Regions from separate parts of the Homo sapiens genome. Here region 1 is linked to region 2. Evidence: chromatin contacts called from ENCODE Hi-C data. All regions are on one chromosome and are shown on one strand. The core of a region is the stretch at or near the end of the contact, and the rest is flanking DNA. Distances in the headings are between cores, read along the strand shown.

Evidence for each region. A loop is a pair of places that touch in the nucleus more often than their neighbours do. Pooled maps may share reads with other maps.
Region 1: a pooled map shows a loop between it and region 2 (4-fold over the local background). The contact joins two enhancer-like sites. A Hi-C loop is called at or near these places in 2 of 37 single-sample maps with no recorded cell type and 2 of 50 pooled maps.

The regions. Positions count from the first base shown.
Region 1 is chr2:226,766,272-226,772,497 of GRCh38, forward strand. The region is part of intron 1 of IRS1 (insulin receptor substrate 1); the gene reads right to left. Among named protein-coding and RNA genes, the nearest start is that of IRS1, 30 kb to the right of the region's middle. Within about 2 kb of position 4,965, at least 8 of the 41 ENCODE cell types and tissues checked have a DNase peak (open chromatin) inside an H3K27ac peak, as active enhancers do.
Region 2 is chr2:224,917,363-224,924,225 of GRCh38, forward strand. All of the region lies in intron 2 of DOCK10 (dedicator of cytokinesis 10), which reads right to left. Among named protein-coding and RNA genes, the nearest start is that of MIR4439, 90 kb to the right of the region's middle. Within about 2 kb of position 5,054, at least 7 of the 41 ENCODE cell types and tissues checked have a DNase peak (open chromatin) inside an H3K27ac peak, as active enhancers do.

The DNA.
Region 1 (6,226 bases), core at 3,715-6,214, 1.8 Mb after region 2:
TTGTGCCTTAGCCTCCTGAGTAGCTAGGATTACAGGCGTGTGCCACCAACCTCAGCTAATTTTTGTATCTTTAGTAGAGACGGGGTTTTGCCATGTTGTCCAGGCTGGTCTTGAACTCCTGGCCTCAAGTGATCCACTTGCCTTTGCCTCCCAAAGTGCTGGGATGACAGCGTGAGCCACCACGCCCAGCCAATCCTATACTATTTTTACCATGCATTTTAGAAGTACTAAAGTAGTCATTATCTTTGATTTGTTTCTTCAACAGTTGACTCATCTGCTAGATCTTTACTGGTCATTGACTGCTTGTGAAACCCAGCAATCCACCAGCATTACTTTCATTGACTTTATGAAATGCTGCATCTTTCACAAAAGGTGTATTTCCACACTGAATAAAACTGGATGAAGGATCACTGGTATTAAGTATAAAGAGATAATAAGCAAGGGCAGAGTTTAGAAGTGCTTAGTTCATTAGTGAATATTTTTGTGTCTTCTGCTTCCCTACTAAAACCTTATAATTGCAGGAACTCAAATAATGAAGATCACTCTCTTGCCACCATTCCATATGGTAGGATTCGGTTTCATCAACCCACTAGCATGCCTTCATGAAACCATAGAGCCAGCTGTCGAGAGCAGCTCAAAACAAGAATGATCACAGAATTAACACCTAAAAGCAAATGGTATAATAAAAAACATCATTAAAAGTTTACTCAGCCAACATAATTTTCCAGGAAGTTAGTAAAATCAAGTTAAAAAAAAAAAAGGCAATGAAGGTCAAAGCAAACTCACATTTACCTGATTAGTGCCAAATGTTTCTACTACAGGTTTTGCATGTCACCAGAAAAAAGGCCTGATATGTAGGTGTTAGAGCAGAATAGTATCTAGCCTACAGGAAGATTAAAGGATTAAAATGAACTAATACTCTACTTCCTAAAACATACAGACTTCTACACAGTGCCAGTCAAATGGCAGCCAAGTGTTATCAGCAAGGCTAAATTTGGATCACATAACCTAAAAACCACTTAAGATAAAAAGAGTGCTGAAATAAGCGCAAGCCATAATAAGGGCCAATGAGAGAATGGGTCACGTCAGGTGACATGGTTTCCAAAATAAAAAAAGGCCAACTCAAAATACAAAAGAACTGGGATAAATTCTTGATAGCTGGAATGTTTGGTGGAGGCTTAAAATGAGCACCTTACACCCCACCCCCAACAAAAGGGCCCTTAGCCATTCTTTATAGAATTGAGATCCTGCTTTAAAGAAACCAGAGCACACATGTCTTGCAAGGAATGCATTAATGATCATAACCTGGGTGGCCAAGCATCCAGACAGGCCTGGAACTAGGACTGAACTCTGGTGGCAATACGCAAAGGGCCTGGTTTGACCAATGGGTATCTCAGAAGCTAGTGCAGCCTGCCGCTGTGGCAAGACTAAAAAAGAAACCTTTTGGAGCCACCCCTAAAATAAGCCTCGGTGATGCTGGTAATGAATGTATGAAAATCTAGGGTAGAGGTGGCTTTAGTTCATTATCTAAGAGGTCTCAGCTGATTGGCACTATCAAACTCAAAGGCATGAGGAGTAACACGTCACACAGAAGAAGTCCATGTCCCTCTAGAATAAAACTTAGTAACATGGTGAGTGGTCCAGGCACACACACTGACATTCCCAGGCTTTCATCATACTTTGAATGAAATTCAAGCAACTTCCCATGGCCTATGAAGCCCTGTGAGACCCTAGCTTACTACCCCAATCACACCTTCTACCCCATCCCTGCTGCTCCAGATGCACCGGAACATAGGATCGTTCCCAGCATAGGATTCTGCATCTGCTGCTTCTACTGGGACACTCTTCACCAGCACACAGCCTCGCCCCATAAGTCTCTCCCTTACTTCACTCAGATGTTTGCTCAGTCACTGCCTCCTTTCTGGCTACCCTTATCAAAAATGGCCCACCCTACCCATTCTTCTCTATCCCTTTACACTATTTCATTGGTTATCATTTGTTTCTTCCCTTGGAATAATAAAAACTCCACGAACACAGAAACCTACTATCTGTCTGATTCACCACATAGTCTCTGTTTTCCAAAAATGTGTCTAGGCACATAGCAAATCTCAACAAGGAATGAGATTTGGAATAAATGAATGGACATATACTTGTTGCATTGATACAAATATATTTTATAAAGTAATGAAATATTAAAATAATAAGCAAATAATCATCAATAAGACTAAAATAAACCAAACCAAAGCCAAAGGGCTAATCAAAAATTTGAATGTTTGTGTGCTAAATATTGTACCAACAGCAGCTTAGTAAACCACCCTGAACTCTCCTCTGTACCTGCTGACCTTAAAATTCATGTGAAACTAGGTTCTGGCTGTTACTAAACCAATCTAAATGCCATCAAAAGTTCTCCAAAATCTTGTAGTGGCGCTATCTCGGCTCGCTGCAACCCCCACCTCCTGGGCTCAAGCAATTCTCCTGCCTCAGCCTCCGGAGTAGCTGGGACTATAGGCGCCCCCCACCACGCCCGGCTAATTTTTGTATTTTTAGTAGAAACAGGGTTTCACCATGTTGGTCAGGCTGGTCTCGAACTCCTGACCTCACGATCTGCCTGCCTCGGCCTCCCAAAGTGCTGGGATTACAGGCGTGAGCCACCGCACCCAGCGAATCCTTCTTTAAAGTAACCAGAGCTCACTGAGGCAAGACAGATGGTGCCTTCAGTGACCCATTCTCTAACAACAATGTTGTAACACTTGTCTGCAAAATAGGAACTCATGTTCAATATGTTTTATGTAACTATATTCAATATATTGCAATATTGTTTATGCAACTGAAGAGACCATCAGAACCTAGAAACTAGTAATAGGATTCTCCCAACTCAATACTCCCACTATCACCGAATCACTCTGTGACCATATATTCTTAAAGCACGGAATACATGCCAAAGATGAAAATCCACTAAGCAGAGTCAAAAAAGAGTTATGAACAGATGATGAAACTGAAGACAACTAAGGCCATCAGCCTTGCCCTGCCAAAGATGGTCACTGGCAGTGCAGTACACATGGACACTGAACTCAGGACAGTCCAGGTTCAAATAATCAGTGACCGGCAAGGAAACAGAAGCTGCTGCAAGACTGCCCGGAGTGTCTTCAGAAAGCAATTAGATCTATGGAAGACTAGACCAAGGCAATGCAGGCCTGCAGCACCCCAAGGAACCACAGAGCCATTTCGAGGCTGTCCTTCCAGCCAACCAGACATGGATGGAAGATCTAGACATGCAGATGTTGTTTTAGGTTTCCGACGCGTTTCATGGGAGGCTTAGAAACTTAACTTTCACTTGAAAAGCAACAACTTATCAACCCATCATTATAACCTCAAAGTTGTTTAACAAAGCTATTGTTTTAGTAGGAATGAGGCAGATAACAGGGAAGGACTACTCTTGTCGTTATCTCTAGAAAACTTTCTATTTATGACTCCAGAAAAACAGGTGCATATAAAAATTAGTCATAAGCCAATGGAATGGAGTCTTCCAACTTTTCTGAATTTATCGGTCCATTCACTGATCACAAGTATACATTCATCTTAGTTGAGACATATCAGCCATTGATCGCCTTACTGCCATATAAAGTATGGCCGTTCAAGTCTTACAAAATGTAGCCTCCCAGTTTCACTGCTCTCCTGTCTGGTAAGCAGTGGAGGCACTAGGAAATCTACTCCTCTCCCAGAAAGGATATAGGAGGTTGAAAAAAAAAGAGCAGTAATAAAGTCCTAGCAGTCATGAATGCATTTTGAAAACTTTATGACTAGGGTTGACTATGTCATAGATACAGGCAATTGATTACCAGTGTTCAGAAAGTATTTTCAAGCAGGGCTAATAATCAAACACTCCACATATGAAAGAGAAAACTTCATTTAACAAGCTACCTTTTAAAGCCTTTAATTATTCTAATAAATTATGATTTTCCCCTCAAACATGTGTGAATTGCTGAATGGCATCTTGCCCAATAGAATTTTTCAAAAGAAACTTCAAAAACAATAAAACTAAATATGAGTGTGGTCTACTTAGCTTCTTTGATAAATTTAGTATGATACATTGTTCATAAACTCCTCCACCCTGCCTAATTTTTCCTAAGAGTACTTACCACTATCTGAATTAACTTGATCTGTTTAGTGCCTATTTCTCCCTCTAGAACATAAGCTCAGAAGTGTGGAAACGAAGTCTTATTCCTAGCCCTATTCCCAGCAAATAGTAAAGCCAAAATAGTGAATGGCTTTACAAATATTTGAGGATCAAATGAATGAACAATGACATCTATAACATACAGTCTTTGGACACATATATATGTGAATATGCAACATATATGTACAACATGTTGTATATAAAGATACAAAACAGACAAAGCATTTTACACATGTACAACCTGATGTAGTATAGCATGGGAGAAAACATTAACCTGGAGATAGAATATCAGGGTTTTTATTTTTGTTTTTGTTTGCTAACTCTACCATGTAACAGCTGTATCATCTTAACCAAGTTACTTACACTGTATGGTCCTGAGTCTATTTGTCTGTAGAAAGAACATTCTGAGCTTTATTATCTTTAGGGATACTTTTAACTCGAATATTTTTCTCAATAAACTGGACTCTTTGGAAGGCTGAGGTGGGAGGATCTCTTGAGCACAAGAGTTTGGGGTAAGCTATGATGATGCCACAGCACTCCAGCCTGGGCATCAGAGTGAGACCCTCTCTCTTTAAAGTTCATGTATATATATATAACTTTTGGAGCATGAGAACTAGCTAGATCCTGTCACTGTCAGTGACGGAAGAACGTTGGTAGTGTGGGCTGTGTTGTTTGTGATTTTAAAGGTTACCCTATTTTTATGGGAGGGAGTGGTATATGTAAATATGAGCACATTCTTGGTCCTGACTGTGTTTATCAAGGTCAGAAGGTGTTGGGGAAGGATGACGGTGATAGGGCATGGCATGGCTGCTGAGGAGTTTATAGCTGGGTCCCCTTTCCTGTTCCCAAGCACATGGTATCAGCCGGCTGTCCGGTGGCTCAGTAGGCTCACTGTGTTCCAAAATTACTTCAGAGCATTCGGCTCCACCACTCAAGGAAAAGCAAAATAGAAAATGAGGAGAGGAACAAAGGAGTAGGTTGGAGGAAGGGTGAAATTCATAGGACAGTTTTACAGAGAGCCATGAACCACAGTTAGTTACTGATTTATAATTACCCAGAGGCCAGGAGTTAGAATTTTAGTAGTTTCGTTATTTTGCTTTCCTTACAGCATGGATTATGTAAATTGTTGTATATATGTCTCTTGAATATATATAATACATATTTAAACATACATATAATATACTTAAACATCTATATATATGTTTATATACATATATAAATCCATCTCTTTAAGATGCTCATGCCTTCTGCCTGGCACAGCACACAGCACTGGATCTCTCTGTCAAAGAGTGCTGAGACTCAAGAGTAGAGTCAAGAATTCTACAGAAGAAAACATTCAGCACTCCCCAGTCATACTTTTATTTTCAAGTTTTTATATATAATTAAATCCACAGGAACTATAAAATGCATGTACCTAGCTCCTTTTAAAGTTTAATAAATATATTTCAGCCATTAATCCTGATTTATACTTACAGCTTGTAACATAATTTAGCCCACATGTAGAACTTTGCTTTTTCTATGCCAAGCTAATAAATGCAACCCAGTTTCCTAGAATTTAACAGTACACCATACTCATACTTCATAAAATAAATATCTGAACAAGAGACTCAACACTGTTGTATCTTTTCAGGCACTCAATCTTGATATACTCTTACAGCCAAGAAATCTAGGAAGCTGGCTGAGTTCAAAAAATATTTTTAATAAGGAAGGAACAAAAACCAAAAGCACCCCTATGTTCTAAGGGTGAAAGGGGCGTTGGTGGGATATAACTCAAACCATGACAAACTCTGTGTATGAGAGGCAATTCACAGCTTACAATTTTACTTTCATATGTTATTTCATTTGATCCACAAAACAACATTATAAGACAGACTGGGGCAATATTACTATCTCCAATTTTGTGAACCAGAAAATCAGGTCAAGGAATGACAGTTCCCAGGAGGTGGCAGAATCGGGAATAAAATTCACATCTCCTCTTTTCTTGTCCATGATGGTTCTATACTTTCATTTGATCTTTCACTTATAATAGTCAACCTAGTCTTGCACTAA
Region 2 (6,863 bases), core at 3,804-6,303:
TCCCAAAGTGGAATCTTTTTTATTATTGCTGCTAAGGCTAAAATAAATTTGAAATGAAGAAGAAAACTTACAAAGTCAGCATTATTTTAATAATATCGTAAATAATCTCAAATATCAAAGGATAAACACAGTCCCTTTTAGAAGCTAACTGTGCGTGTGTGCGTGTGCCTGTGTGTGCACATGTAGTTGTAGTTAGGGGTGGGAAGGAAGAAGGAGTGTTTAGTAAATCTGAACCTTGAAAAAAATAGGTTGTGTTTTTGGTGTCTTTATTTTTGCTGAAATAAGAAAACTTTTTCAACTTCCATGCTAAATAAACAATATTCTTTTAAATGAATATATGTTAATTAATATATAAAGTACTTCTTAAAACAAAACATCACAAACAGAATTTCATAGATTATTGCCTCTTATATGTCTTCAGTCCATGAAGCACAGGAGAATGAAATGCCCTAAAACAGCAAGTTTCCACTTCCAGCCATCTGCTTCCTTTAGTCTGTGCACCTCAGTAGTTACAGGGATTCTCAGGTGATGAGTCTGTGACATCCATGGTACCAACAGCTGAGATCTCGTATATTGCACATCCCCCAAATCACAGCTATTCATTTAAACTGCTCTAGATTAGCTGTTGGAACAGATAAGAATCTCCAAACCCATCCTCAGTATTGGAGAAGATGGGTAGGGAGGGGTCAAGGGAGTTTTGTCTTCCGAGTTCACAGACCTTGCTGGCAGCTCTGCCACCAAGGGCGGCGTCCTTCCCATCATTCCTTCTCTTCCAATCCTGGACTCTTATTTTCTCCAAATCTCTCCTTTCTTCACTCCTGATGTAAGTGCAGGACATTTTATTTTGTTCACTTATAACCTCAGTGCTAGTTGGATACCTAAATGATTCTTTGTTGAATTTATTGACTGTGTGTACATGTGTATTCCATAAGAGGATGAGAGTGTGTGGGAGCATATATGAGTGTGTGTGGGGTGTGTGTGTGTGAGCATGTGCAATTGGGTGGGTGTGTCTGTGCAATGAGTGTGTGGAGTGTGTGTGCATGAGAGTGTGTTGCATTTGAGTGCGTGTGTTCGTATGGTGTGTGTATGTGTTATGTGAGCATGTGTGGTGAGTTTGTGGTGCGGTGTGTGTGTGTGTGGTGTGCGTGTATGTGTAGTGTTAGAGTGTGTGACGAATGTGTATATGTGTGAGTGTGTGTGGTGAGTGTGTATGTGTATGTGGTATGAGTGTGTGTGGTGCGTGTGTATGTGGGGTGTGTGTATGTATGTACTTGTGGTGTGTGTGTGGTGTGTATATGGTGTGAGTATGAGTGTGGTTTGGGTCTGTGAGCATGTGCAATTGAGTGTAGTGTGTATGTGCAATGAGTATGTGTGTTAGTGTGTATACATGAGTGTGTCGCATTTGAGTGCATGTGTATGTGTAATGTGAGTGTGGTAGTGTATGTGTGGTGTGAGTGTATGTGTGGTGTGAATGTGGGCATGTGTGGTGTGTGTGTGGCGTGTGTGAGTGTGTGTATATGTATGTGTGGTGTGAATGTGTGTATGGTGTGTGTGGTATGTGTGGTGTGTATGTGTGGTGTGAATGTGTGTGGTGTGTGTGTGTATGTGTGGTGTGTGTGTTTGTGGTAAGTGTATGTGTATGTGTGATGTATATACGCACAGGGTGTGTGTGGTGAGTGTATGTGTGGTCTGTGTGGTGTATGTGTGGTGTGTGTGTGTGGGGAGTGTGTGTATGTATGTGTGGTGAGTTTATGTGTATGTGTGGCACGTATATGTGTGGTGTGTGTATGTGTGGTGTGTGGTGGGTTTGTATGTGTGTGATGTGTATGTGTGGTATGAGGGTGTGTGGTGTGTATGTGTGGTGTGAATGTATGTGGGTGTGTGGTATGTGAATGTGTGTAGGTTTGTCTGCATGTGTATGTCTGTACACATGTGAATGGGTGTGATGTGTCAGTGTGAGTGTGTGGTGTATGTGTGGTATGAGTATGTGTGATGTGTGTCTGTATAGGTGGTGTGAATGTATGTGGTGTGTGTGGTATATGAATGTGTGTAGAGTGTGTCTGCATGTGTAGGTCTGTACACATGTGAATGGGTGTGATGTGTCAGTGTGAGTGTGGATGGTGTGTATGTGTGGTGTGAGTGTGTACGTGTGGTGTGAATGTGTGTGGTGTGTCTGGTATGTGAATGTGTGTGGAGTGTGTCTGCATGTGTATGTGTGTACATGTGTGAATGAATGTGATGTGTCAGTGTGTATGTGTGGTGTGAATGTGTGTGGTGAGTGTTGTGTGTGTGTAGAGTGTGCGTGTGTCTGTCCACGTGTGAATGGGTGTGATGTGTTGGTGTGAGTGTGTGTGCATGTGCACATGCATGTCGGGAAGCACGGGGTTTGTATCCTGTGAAAGAGGAAGAATGCCATGTAGATTTAATAAGATCAGAGGATGAAAAATAATGAGAAAACTAGGATCTAGAGACATCAATGATGAAAATGAATGCTCGCCCTAAAGCACAGCTGTGGACTGAGCTCCCTGGGCCACTGCACTTGCTCCAGGATTTAACTGCAGCTGTATACTCAGAAGAGGCTGTGGCTACCAATTCAAACCAGGCATAGGTGCAGGGAGCAAGCATAGTGCCACGGATGGAACAGGGAGCCGTTGCTTTGCATGCAAAGTAAGATAGAGCCAATTTGGATCTTATTATTTACATTTTACTTTTTGTTGCTGTTGTTGTTGAGACAGGGTCTCATTCTGTTGGCCAGGTTGCAGTGCAGTGGTACAATCACAGCTCACAGCAGCCTCGACCTCCGGGGCTCCAGTGATCAGCCTCCCCAGTAGTTGAGACTACAGGTGCGCACCACTATGCCTGGCTAATTTTCACTTTTTTTTTTTTTTTTTTGTAGAGACAGGGTCTCACCATGTTGTCCAGGATGGTCTCCAGCTCCTGGACTCAAGTGATCTGCCTGTCTCGGCTTCTCAAAGTGCTGGGATTACAGGCATGAGCCACTGTGCCTGGCCTACATTTTACATTTTTAATTCCTTTAGAGTTCCCTTCTTCAAGTTGCTTATTTTATGCTATTCACTCTGTTAGAAGATAAATAGTAAATAAACTATATTGAAGTTTTGGAGTAGAATATTAAGAACCATGCCTAAATTGAGCTTTGGGGATTACTGCTGAATTTAAATGATCTGGGATGCCTTTGTTTCCTATTCGGATGGATAATTTACAGATATATGGTGTTGCTTGGTTTCCAGGGAATATTACATATTATAATCTACTGGGAACATTAGACATTTTTCTTTCTAATTAAAAAAAAATTCTATATTATGGCCATTATTAATAAAATTTTTATACAAAAATGCAAGCTATTCCTCTTTTCCATTTTCCACTAGAGTCTCCATTGCTTTCTTGACTTTTTAAAAAAATACTTTAAGTCTGATGGAGAGTAGAGTAACATGGCCCAGAATTAAGCTTATAATTAAGTAAAACATAAATAATAAGATCCAAATTGGCTCCATCATATTTTGCATGTGACACAACCACTCCCTGTTCCATCTATGTAGTAAACTTACTGTCCCACTACGATCACTGCTCTGTGACATAATAAAATAAAGTGGGCTGGGCACGGTGGCTCATGCCTGTAATCCCAGCCCTTTGGGAGGCTGAGGTGGGCAGACCAATTGAGGTCAAGAGTTTGAGACCAGCCTGGCCAACATGGGAAAACACCGTCTCTATTAAAAAAAAAAAAAAAAAAAAATATATATATATATATATATATAATGTATATACACAAAAAATAGCCGGGCATGGTGGCGGGCACCTGTAATCCCAGCTACTCAGGAGGCTGAGGCAGGAGAATCACTCGAACCTGGGAGGGGGAGGTTGCAATGAACCAAGATCATGCCATTGCACTCCAGCAATGTTGCTGGGCAACAACAGCAAAACTCCATTTCAATAAATAATAATACTAACGTGAACACTTAGCTAATTTAAGAAGTTTTTTGTTTGTTTGCTTGTTTTATTGGTAAGTTTCTGGAATGTAGGCTTGGGTTCCCCATAACAGTAATCACATGGCTACTAGATTAGTAATGTCCTATAGTTAGATAGGCCCCCAAATACATAAGGTAATGTTCACATCCAATTTATGAGACTGCGAATTAATTCAGGCCGAGTTACAAAAATTGCTTAATCACGTGTACAATGCCTGGTGGTCTCTTGTTATAAAATGATGTTGACTTTTTACTAAATAAGACAACAGGCTGAATTATGCTCTTGGAACCATGTGATAAATCTAAAACATTATTTTACAATATGTGCAGTTATTGCATATCTAATATCCTGTGCAGGTTACACAAGGTATAGGAAAGAGAATACATGTATGATGTATGCCCATAACGTGCTATTGATCTTAGTTGTATTTTATTATAATGCTGGAGCATTTGTCTGAAAAAGTGCAAGGACAGCCAGGCGCTGTGGCTCATGCCTATAATCCCAGCGCTTTGGGAGGCTGAGGCGGGTGGATCACCTGAGGTTGGGAGTGTGAGACCAGCCTGACCAACACGAAGAAACCCCGTCTCTACTAAAAATAAAAATAAAATAAAATAAAATAAAAATTAGCTGGGCATGGTGGCACATGCCTGCAATCCCAGCTACTCGAGAGGCTGAGGCAGGAGAATCGCTTGAACCCGGGTGGCGGAGGTTGCGGTGAGTCGAGATGGCGCCACTGTACTCCAGCCCGGGCAGCAAGAGCAAAACTCCATCTCAAAAAAAAAAAAAAAAAAAAAAAAGTGCAAGGACTCCACAAGTTTCCACTTTAAAAACTGTGGCACTTCTTCTCATTTTAGATCTCTTTAATGTGTCTCCACTGAAGCAAAAATGAATTGATCGAATACAAAGAAAACTGTAAACAATCATATTTGGTAAGGGTTTTAATATGGTTACAAAGAATTTTTTCTTTTCTGAGAATCAGATGCTTTCAGACCACTACAAATTGTCTTGACCACAAGAGATTTCCTGTTCTCTTTTATAAAACTCTGGTCAACAATTAGTATAGCTCAATAGCATAAAAGGGATCTGAAACTGCAGTGGAACTCAGCTGAGCTTCTCCTTTGGTGGTAGGATTTCATAAGGAGCCTATCTATTGTCCAGAGATCAGGCATTTGGAAATAAAAACTGTCCTGAAATGATGCATGCAGGCCTGTGTTTATAGTTTCAGGTCCATGAGATTCAGACATCCTCCCTTGCAGCCCTGTCACTTTCTGGTTTCTTGTAGCCTGCAGTGGATGGTCTTGGAGGTTTCGTTACAGCCACCAATCTGCTGGCTATACTGGCTACAGAAGACTTCCTTCCAAGCACATCAGGACTATCTCTCAATTGGCCAAAGGTCACTGTAAAAGTCTAAAAAAGGGCTGCTTATCCTATCTTGGGGCTGAGAAAAGCTTCCTCTGACAGTATTGTAGCTTCCCCCTGTTCAAAAAGGAGGACAAAATGATGGTGTTTAAAGTAATCAATCAGTCTAAGCTTGGGGAGTTATAAGCCTCACAATAAGAACTATTAACTAAAACTTTGTGATTAATGACCCTCAGCATGTGTTTAAAAGTGATTTTAACCTAAATTTCTCAGACATCGATATTGTCTTTTATTCTATTAGAGAATGTCCTTAGATTACATTAGTTTCTTGAAAAACATCTTTTACCACATTCAGAAGAGTATTGTTGTGATTTTATTTTACTTATTGTTTAAATATATGAGAATATTACTTTAGTACCTGACTTGTGCTTTAAAGGGAAGGCCCTTCTTGTTTTGCTGGGGTTGAACTGTATGGCAAATATACAAATAATGAACAGTTGTCTATTACTTGATAGCAGTCATTCCAGCCAAGTTAAGCATGAAGACACAGTGTTGTAGTATTTAGGTATATAGTAGTGATAGAATCCTATAAGAAGAACTTCAAGGTGTTTTACTCTTGGATTGACAAACTACTGAGCCAGTCATTTCACTTCTTTTTTGTGACTTATTTTCCAGGCTCCAAAACATGTCTCATCTCCTCTAAAGAGGTGAGGACCAAACATTCTACATATGGGAAGATGTGAGCATTAATAGAAACGAGGTGCTCCAACAATATAAAGACACCTACTGCACCAGGACCTCCCCCTGGCAAAGACTCTGAGGTCTGTGGTCTGAGTTTACCATCCAAGAAAGCCCAGTGAAGAGGGTTGCCTGCTGCGAGGCCTGCAGACATGGTCTAGGGAAGAGAAATGGACTGAAGAGCGGCCCAGCACTGCCAGCTCTCACCGGCTCCATCCCACCTGGCTGCCCGCATTTCTCCTTCAGGGCCAGCCTCATTCCTGCACAGGGCCTTTGCCCATGCTCCTCTGCCTCTCCAAAAGTCTTTTTCTTTCCTCATTCTTTAGAAATCTCAGGTTTTGTATAGGTGCCAGCTCCTTTTCAAAAGCTTTCTAATTCATCCAACACACATTTTTCTTCCCTGAATGCTGTTATTTACTCTCTGTAGCACACATGAAGTCTGCAGCTTACCCATAGAATATTTTAGGCCGAAAGGTTATGCTGCTGATGAATTCAGCCGGTCATTTTACCTGTGTGTTTTATTGTTTATAAGCAAGCCACATTACATCTGCTTTGGGGGTAAAATATAACAACTGTAAAATAAGTTTTGCCATGTTCCTTATTACTCCTTTGCTATGTTCCATTCATTCCTTTTAAAGAATAAAGTGCTCGTATCTACATATATGCTTTCATGATTCCTTTGTATCCTTCCTGTGATCACGTGCACCACCTCTATCCTAACACATAGAATGGCTTTTTAAAAAAACCATCTAATTGAGATATAACTGATCTGTCATAAAATT